2 separate regions of the Homo sapiens genome follow, and region 2 is linked to region 1. Evidence: chromatin contacts called from ENCODE Hi-C or POLR2A ChIA-PET data. All regions are on one chromosome and are shown on one strand. Each heading gives the region's core, a stretch centred on a gene start or an enhancer-like site at or near the end of the contact. The rest is flanking DNA. Distances are from core to core; before and after follow the strand shown.

The links. A loop is a pair of places that touch in the nucleus more often than their neighbours do. ChIA-PET counts read pairs that join two places held with the same protein, here RNA polymerase II (POLR2A). Pooled maps may share reads with other maps.
Region 2: a loop to region 1 is called in a pooled map, with 2.0 times the contacts of the local background. The contact joins two enhancer-like sites. A Hi-C loop is called at or near these places in 1 of 37 single-sample maps with no recorded cell type and 4 of 50 pooled maps. POLR2A ChIA-PET finds 5 or more read pairs at or near these places in 7 of 52 experiments (A673, H1, OCI-LY7 and 4 more).

The regions. Positions count from the first base shown.
Region 1 is chr10:13,281,550-13,285,839 of GRCh38, forward strand. PHYH (phytanoyl-CoA 2-hydroxylase) reads right to left here. Exons shown (of 9, transcript NM_006214.4): 7 at 2,141-2,290. Among named protein-coding and RNA genes, the nearest start is that of PHYH, 16 kb to the right of the region's middle. Within about 2 kb of position 1,867, at least 2 of the 41 ENCODE cell types and tissues checked have a DNase peak (open chromatin) inside an H3K27ac peak, as active enhancers do.
Region 2 is chr10:13,326,102-13,330,615 of GRCh38, forward strand. It overlaps SEPHS1 (selenophosphate synthetase 1), which reads right to left. Exons shown (of 9, transcript NM_012247.5): 6 at 3,597-3,687; 7 at 2,250-2,349. Among named protein-coding and RNA genes, the nearest start is that of SEPHS1, 20 kb to the right of the region's middle. RefSeq lists enhancers at 3,319-3,819, 3,820-4,320. Within about 2 kb of position 1,675, at least 2 of the 41 ENCODE cell types and tissues checked have a DNase peak (open chromatin) inside an H3K27ac peak, as active enhancers do.

The DNA of each region.
Region 1 (4,290 bases), core at 617-3,116:
GAACTAAAAATACCTTGAGATAGAAAATAATGCAGACACCTTCTCTCAAATCAAAAGGACATTTAAAAGCCAATACCAGTGACATATATTACCCCTCTTGCTTCCTTCTGAGGGTAAGGATGAAATTGCTTGGTTCTCCCTATTTTAGAAAAAGTTATAAACAGATCTAAGCTGCAAGGCAATCGTTAAAACTTACCTTTTTTGTCACAAGTGATCACACTTGTCAGAAAGACTTTCTACTTTGCCCCAAACAACAAATTTCTAGGGAGTGGAGTCACAAACTCCATTGCCTCTGTAAGCCCTGGTGCCATACGGCACTGTAACAGAGCCCAAGGCAAAGGGAAAACACGCACCCCTATATCTGTATCTTTATGAAATTATAGTAATATTTTCCCAGAACATTAAAGTCATTAAGCCTGGGCACGGTGGCTCATGCCTGTAATTCCAGTACTCTGGGAGGCCAAGGCAGGAGGATCACTTGAGGCCAGGAGTTCAAGACTCGCCTGGGCAACATAGCAAGACCATGTCTGTACAAAAAATGAAAAAATAAAATTAGCCAGGTGTGGTCATGCATGCCTGTAGTCCCAGCTACTTGAGAGGTTGAGGTGGGAGGATGGCTTGAGCCTCAGTGTTCCAAGATGCAGTGAGCTATGATTGCACCACTGCACTCCAGCCTGGGCAAAAGAGCAAGATGCTGTCTCAAATAAATATATAAACAAATAATAAAATGTTTTAAAATAAAAGCATTAAAAAACATTGGGCCAGGCGAGATGGCTCACATCTGTCATCCTAGCATTTTGGGAGGCCAAGGTGAGACGATCACTCAAGGCCAGGAGTTCGAGACCAGATTGGCCAACCTGGGGAAACCCCATCTCTACTAAAAAATACAAAAATTAGCTGGGCATAGTGGCGTGTGCCTGTAGTCTCAGCTACTCACGAGGCTGAGGCAGGAGAATTGCTTGAACCTGGGAGGCCAAGGTTGCAGTCAGCTGAGATTGCATCACTGCAATCCAGCCTGGGCAACAGAGTGAGACTCCACCTCAAAAAAAAAAAAAAAAGAAAAAAGGAAAATTGCCAAGTCTATATATTAAAACCCACAACATGATTTGTGTCGTTGTGCCTGCACCTCGCTACTTGCACAGCTCTGAAGGTTGTGCTAGTGTGGGGTCCAATAGTGTCTTTTATTTAAACTTTTGGCATTGTGCGCAGCCAATACATTGGGTATTTTGCATTAATTTTGATTTTTTTAAATTTCGCATTAAAATGTTACTAAACTCGATTGCAGAGTCTTTTTTTGGCATCCCCTTACATTTTACCCCTGGAGAGAGTGCCCCAACTTGTCCCACCCTAATCCTGACCCTGATGAGGCTGGTGGAAATATGAATGAATGGAAGACGAAATTTGGCCCCTAACCCATGGCCTCAGGAGACAACAGTGATTTTTTCTTTTTTAGTAGAAGTGGGGTCTCGCCATGTTGCCCAGACTGGTCTAGAGCTCTTGGTCCCAAGTGATCCTCCCGCCTCAGCCTCCGGAAGTGCTGGAATTACAGGCATGAGCCACTGCACCTGGCTTTCATAATCAATTTTTTTTTTTTTTTTTGAGACGGAGTCTCGCTGTCGCCCAGGCTGGAGTGCAGTGGCGCGATCTCGGCTCACTGCAGACTCCACCCCCTGGGGTTCACGCCATTCTCCTGCCTCAGCCTCCCGAGTAGCTGGGACTACAGGCGCCCGCCACCTCGCCCAGCTAATTTTTTGTATTTTTAGTAGAGATGGGGTTTCACTGTGTTAGCCAGGATAGTCTCGATCTCCTGACCTCGTGATCCACCCGCCTTGGCCTCCCAAAGTGCTGGGATTATAGGCATGAGCCACCGCGCCCGGCCCATAATCAATATTGACAAGGTTAGGATCCTGAGGTCACCTGGCTTCTTACTGATAAGAGCACAGAAAGCCCAAGGTAAGCAAATATATTTCCTGGTAAATAAACTGGACTAAAGTCCAGGTTGGTTAAAAGCCACAAATCTTTAAAATGTTAATGCAATTTAATTAAAATTTTATTCAATTAATTTGAATTCAATGAATTGAATACAATTTTTGTTTCTAACCCACACTTCTGCAGCAGGTGCAGCAATGTGAATGCTTACCTTCCGGAATCCCTGGGTTTTATTCTGACCAGATCCGTGGATGAGCAAAGGATGGAAGAAAACAGTGTCGCCCTTCTCCATCACCAGGTGCACCCGGGCCTTGTTTTCCTCGTAGTCCTGGATCCCGTGGAACATTTTGTTAACTCCCCCCTAGAACAAGAGGCAAGTGAAGTCTACATTTGAGGGAGTACCATAATTAAAAACATTGTCAATGGTTCATCAGGGAAAGCAAACATCAGGGAAAGAAAGCATTTCTCTCTCCCAAGAGAAATAAATGTCTAAATTAAATGCTTACATTTTTTTCAGTATACAAAAGCCTCTCAGATATCTGGTTTTTAAGAGTCACATTTTGGCCGGGCATGGTGGTTCATGCCTGTAATCCCATCTCTTTGGGAGGCCAAGTTGGGAGAATTGCTTATGCTCAGGAGTTTGAGATCAGCCTGGGCAACATGGCAAAACCCCATCTCTACAAAAACTGCAAAAATTAGCTGGGCGTGGTGGTGCCAGCCTGTGGTCCCAGCTACTCAGGAGGCTGAGGTGGGAGGATCGATTGAGCCGGGAGGGGGAGGTTCCAGTGAGCCATGATCACACCACTGCCCTCCAGCCTGGACAACAGAGCAAGACTCTGTCTCGAAAAATAATGGTAATAAAAAAAAAGAAGTCACATGTTGATATTAAAATCACTGATTTTTTGGAGGAAATGAACAGTGTGGAATTTCCACCTGCCCTTCATGACTGCATTATACATGAAGATCTAGCTTAGCTTTGCCTTTTGTGGTTAATGCAGGCAACCACCTATCTCTTGGGCATTTCCAGCCTGAAACTGTGAGTGTTCCCAGTGTGTTCTCCTCCTCGCCCAGAACTTTAAATAAATCCTTCATCTCTTACTCAGGAGTGTCTCTGAGAAGCTATTTCCCCAAAATAGGGGGGAGAAAATGCTCAATTTTTCTGAGCTCAAAGGCACTTATGTTACATCCAGAATAATGAAAGAATAGTAAATTAAAACACTGTGTTTGTTTGTAACTATTTCCCAAATTAGTTGCTACTTTAGGTAATGCGGTTATGTCTTTATTAAAGAAATTGACATGAGAAGCACCTTAGGAGTCAGGGTAAGGGAAGCAGCCCATTCCTCTTCCTAAGAGCATCCCCAGTTCCTTCTGGGAATGACGACATCCCTCTTAGACAGTGCTGAGACTCTGACCCAGAGCCCTTCTCTCCTGGCCAGGGTGAATGTGTGACCCACACTAAGCTAATCATACCTCCCACTCTGCATCTGAGCAGGGTATCTGAGACTCCACACGCTCTGGAAGCCCTGCAAACTTTTCCCTTTGCCTTCTGTCAGCCAAAGCCCACTGCAGTTGCATGCACCAAACTTTAAACCTTGGCTTCACTGATGAGTTTCACATTAAATGGTTTTATATCAGGATCCAGACACTCACATATTTTCATTTGACACTAATTATTGGTGCAAGAAATCTGAGACGTTCTATTATTATTATTATTGTTATTACTGAGATGGAGTCTTGCTCTGTCGCCCAGGCTGGAGTGCAGTGGTGCGATCTCAGCTCACTGCAACCTCCATCTCCCAGGTTCAGGCAATTCTCCTACCTCAGCCTCCCGAATAGCTGGGAGTACAGGCACACACCACCATGCCTGGCTAATTTTTGTATTTTTAGTAGAAATAGGGCTTCACTATCTTGGCCATGCTGGTCTCAAACTCCTGACCTCAAGTGATCCACCCGCCACGGCCTCCCAAAGTGTTAAGATTATAGGCGTGAGCCACTGTGTCCAGACGAGTTAGGAGTTCCTAAAACCATGTTCCTCATTTCCTATCGAACTACAACTCATTCTCCCTGCTTTAACAATGGGGGCTCTTTCCATTCGCAGCATCATGGGATTCCAGGATCTTTTCTTTTCTTTTTTTTTTTTTTTTGAGATGGAGTCTTGCTTTGTTGCCCAGGCTGGAATGCAGTGGCGCGATCTCAGCTCACTGCAAACTCCACCTCCTGGGTTCAAGCTATTCTCCTGCCTCAGCCTCCTGAGTAGCTGGGACTACAGGCGCACGCCACCACACCAGGCTGATTTTGTATTTTTAGTAGAGACAGGGTTGCTCCATGTTGGTCAGGCTGGTCTCGAACTCCTGACCTCAA
Region 2 (4,514 bases), core at 425-2,924, 44 kb after region 1:
TGTGAATGTCCACTTGTTCCAGCACCATTTGGTGAAAAGACTCTTTTCTCCAATGAATTGCCTTTACTCCTTTGTCAAAAATCAGTTGACTAGGCCAGGTGCAGTGGCTCACGCCTGTAATCCCAGTACTTTGGGAGGCCGAGACAGGCGGATCACAAGGTCAGGGGTTCAAGACTAGCCTGGCCAACATGGTGAAAACCCATCTCTACTAAAAATACAAAAATTAGCCAGGCGTGGTGGCGGGCGCCTATAATCCCAGCTACTTGGGAGGCTGTGGCAGAAGAATCACTTGAAGTCGGAAGGCGGAGGTTGCGGTGAGCCAAGATCCTGCCACTGCACTTCAGCCTGGGCGAAAGAGCAAAACTCCATCTCAAAAAAAAAAAAAAAATCAGTTGACTATAATATGGACCTACCTCTGGATTCTCTATTCTGTTCCTCTGATCTATAACTTTTTTTTTTTTTTTGAGACATGATCTCACCCTGTCACCCAGGCTGAAGCGTAGGGGTATGATCACCACTCACTGCAGTCTCAACATCCTGGGCTCAAGTAATCCTCCCACCTCAGCCTCTCGAGTAGCTTAGACTACAGGAATGCACCAGGCGCAGCTAAAGAGACGAGATGGGGTCTCACTATGTTGCCTAGGCTGGTCTCCAACTGCTGGACTCAAGTGATCCTCCTGCCTCAACCTCCCAAAGTGCTGGATTATAGGTGTGAGCCACTGTGCCTGGCTATAACTTTCTTACAAGTAACAACAAATTACAGAAAATTTTTATTTCCAAATGAATTGTAAAACAATAGGTAAAAGATAATTGTGGTACATTTCTCTGGTAGAACATTATCTAGTCATTAAAAATTATGTGTACTATGGCTCACGCCTATAATCCTAGCACCTTGGGAGGCCAAGGAGGGTAGATCACCTGAGGTCAGGAGTTCGAGACCAGCCTGGCCAACATAGTGAAACCCTGTCTCTACCAAAAATACAAAAATCCGCCGGGCATGGTGATGATGCGTGCCTGTAGTCCCAGCTACTGGGAAGGCTGAGGCAACAGAACTGCTTGAACCTGGTAGGTAGCGGTTGCAGTGAGCCGAGATCACACCAATGGACTCCAGCCTGGGCGACAGAGTTAGATTCTGTCTCAAAAAAAAAAAAAAAAAAAAAAAAAAAGTTTACTAGGATACATAATATGGGAAACATTAGTCATGTCAAAACAACAAAAGCAGGCACTCCAAATACATATACTAACCATTACATAGTGAAAACTTATACTAACCACTACTTTAAAACAACAATAGTAAATCACCAGCCAAACATGAAAAAAAGTCCTGGAAGAATACATAAAAATGCTAGCCGGAGCTGTTTTGGGTGGAGGGACTATGGACAACTTTTTTCTGTACTATTTTCCATTTTCTAAAAACTTTTCTATAATAAGCATGTAATTCTTTTATAGTAGAAAAAATGTATAAAATAAATGGGAAGAGAAGACATATTAAAAAACGCTTTCTAAACATAGTGTGCCATTGTAAACTGTGGTGAACACTTTGGAAGACAGTTTGGCACTATCTATAAAAGCTGAGCCAGTACTGATCTCTTACACGTGCCTCAGAGGGCTGGGCCAAGGAAGTCCATAGCAGTCGCCCCAGTGTGAAACAGGAGAGCAGAGAAGCCAGTGGAAAAATCAACACAGCCAAAAGGAATCTACTACAGCTACATATAACAAGGAGACTCTCAGGAACAATGGTGAACAAAACAAGTAAAAAAAATGCAAAACTAATTTGCTGCTTAAGAACACAAGGGCTGTGCAATAAAAATATTCTAAAATGCAAGAAAATAAACACAAAATTCAGTGGTTACACCTAAGCAGGAATGCAGGGGATGGGTGGGAGTGGGGGCACTTCTAGACTTCCAAGGTTATGTTCTGGAAATAGCTCCAGTATCTTAAACTTTCTAAATTTCCATTCTGAATGGTTTGCTTCCAAATCTTACATAGGTAACCCACACAAACGCTTTCTAGAAATAGTTCCTCTGGTATGTCAGAAGTTAGGACTTCCTTCTTAATTATAAAGCACTGTAAGTCAGGGACCATCTGCAGTGATCTATGGAATGCCAACCTGGTACCAGGAGAAGACGGTCTGTAGTCACTGGCCAAAAATCTGGCCACCTACCCTGAGACAGTATGTGGCCAGAAAAGCCTAAGACATTTACTGTCTTGGACCCCTGGGACCGAAGCGCCCTTCCCACCTGTCATACCTGTCCTGTTGAGCCTCGCCATGTTCATCATCGCCTCCTGGTAGGCCAGCTCTACATCTTCTTGGGTGACCACTAGTTTAATCTTATTCCATTTCTCAGGCTGATAATAGAAATGTAGGTGAGGGAGAGAAAGAGAGGAAAATGTGATTAATCTTTACTTCTAGCAACTGAGAAAAACAGCAACTTTTTCTTATTTAACTTCTAGGGACTTTAATTCAGAAAACTGAATTTTCCAACTCTGGTTTTTCTGTGGATAGTATTTTAGGTGTCCATTAGACCTGTCAGCATGGCGTCTTTTCTGTTCTCATCCCACATTTCTGTAATTAAGTGCTGTGATTTATTGGGTATGTGTAGTCTAGCGGGACACACGGCGGCACTGCTGTACATGCAGTGTAGTGTCCTGCTAGTGGAGAAGGGCTCCCCCATCCGTGACACTCCCTGCCTCACCTGCTTCCAGCTCCCTGCTAGCTCAGGCCTGGGAGGTGGGGCTGGAAGGCACCTCTGCGCAACATCCCCGCAGTGGCCTTCTGCTCTGCTCCCCATCACAGGGGGAGGAGGGAAAAACTGCTAAAGAACGTGGCAGCCTTAGAGAATTTCTCTACCCTGCGACATCAAGCTAAGATATACCAGGTTGATGAAAGACGTGTAATTATTGATTATTCTCTTTCAACTGTTTCTCAGGACTGGTAGTTTCAGATGATAGTTGTAGAAATTAAATGCACCATGATATGTGAGAATATACCCCAATCTTATTAATTTGTGAGTTGTTACGGCAATGAAGAAAACCAATCTTAAAGTATGATTATAGCTCACTGGAAAAATGACTCACAAGACATATCCTCATTATAGATAGATTCATTCTGCACAAGAGAATTATTTATCAAAATGTTCTGAGTTACTCATCAGTTTAAAAAGACAAAACTACCAAACAAAAACAACCAAAAACTGCATAAAACAATTTAAACTGTCAATAACCCTGGTTTTATTTATACCCCAAACACTACGCCTTCCACCAATTCTCCTTCATATTATTTCTTAGTGATGTTTAAGACATGAAAGACGAAGCTATCTCAGGGCCAAGTAAACAAAGCTAACCCCCTGCCGAGCAAATTCTTTACAGAAAAATCTTAAAGCTCCAAGCTGGGGCTTACCTACTGCAATCAAGCATTCAATATGCAAAACTGTTATTTAAAGACTATGAACAATTCCTAGGATTTCTTTAAGGACTTGACTAATATTAACTCCCTGGATATGAAACTAAAAAACCTCATTTCCCAAATCCTCCAACAAAAATTACCTGCAAACGTACCATTCCCCTCCCTCCCATCACAGCAGTGGTTTACTCACGATATCCAGCCACTGGTGCACAGCCACTGCCACCTGTGTCCCCAGGGGTTTTGTCAGCACCAGCACGTCCCCTGGCACTGCATTGTCTGGCCTGAAGAAAAGAAAAGGGCATGTTCTAGTCAAACTAACCAAGGAGATGAGCTCATTGTTATTAACACAAGAGAAGGAATAATCTGTCAAAAATATATCTGCCTTTGCATTTACTTAAATTGAAGCCAACTACCAGCATGTATGGGACAGAGCCTTGCAACCTGCTACTGAGGCTATTGCTGGAACAAAACATTCAGCCATCAGGCTGGACACAGTGGCTCATTTCTGTAACCCCAGCACTTTGAGAGGTCAAGAGGGGAGGATCACTTGAGCCCAGGAGTTCAGGACCAGCCTGGGCAACACAACAAGGACCCCATTTCAAAAATAATATACATATTTTTAAAAAGAATGAAACATTTAGCCTTCAAACGTTTCATCAGGCCCAGATTTCCCCTCGACCACATACGAGTGTATGTGTAATTTTCACTACAGACCCACTAGCATTCAAAAGCTTCTGAAACAGAGAGTGCTTCTTTATGATCACTGATATGCTAGAGACTCAGGACGGATTTTTCGGCCCAGGGGTTTGGTGGATTTGCAGGCAATCTGTGGGTCTAATGTCTTGGTGATTTCTGCCTCCAGGTTCTCAAACTCAGACTGACTGATGGTGAGTTTCCTACCTGGCACCCAGACGCCTTGGTGGTCCCTGTCTTAGAGACAGAAGGCAATACTAAAAAGGCACCTCTAAAAGATGACAACTGGTGCCCGAATGAAACATCTACCAGACTTGCATTCACACTACCAGGAAGCAGGTCTGAGAGTTGTGCCTTTCGCAGCTTCAGCAGCTGAGCTCCTGAATCGTTCCATTCCCCGATGCTGGCCTCCTCA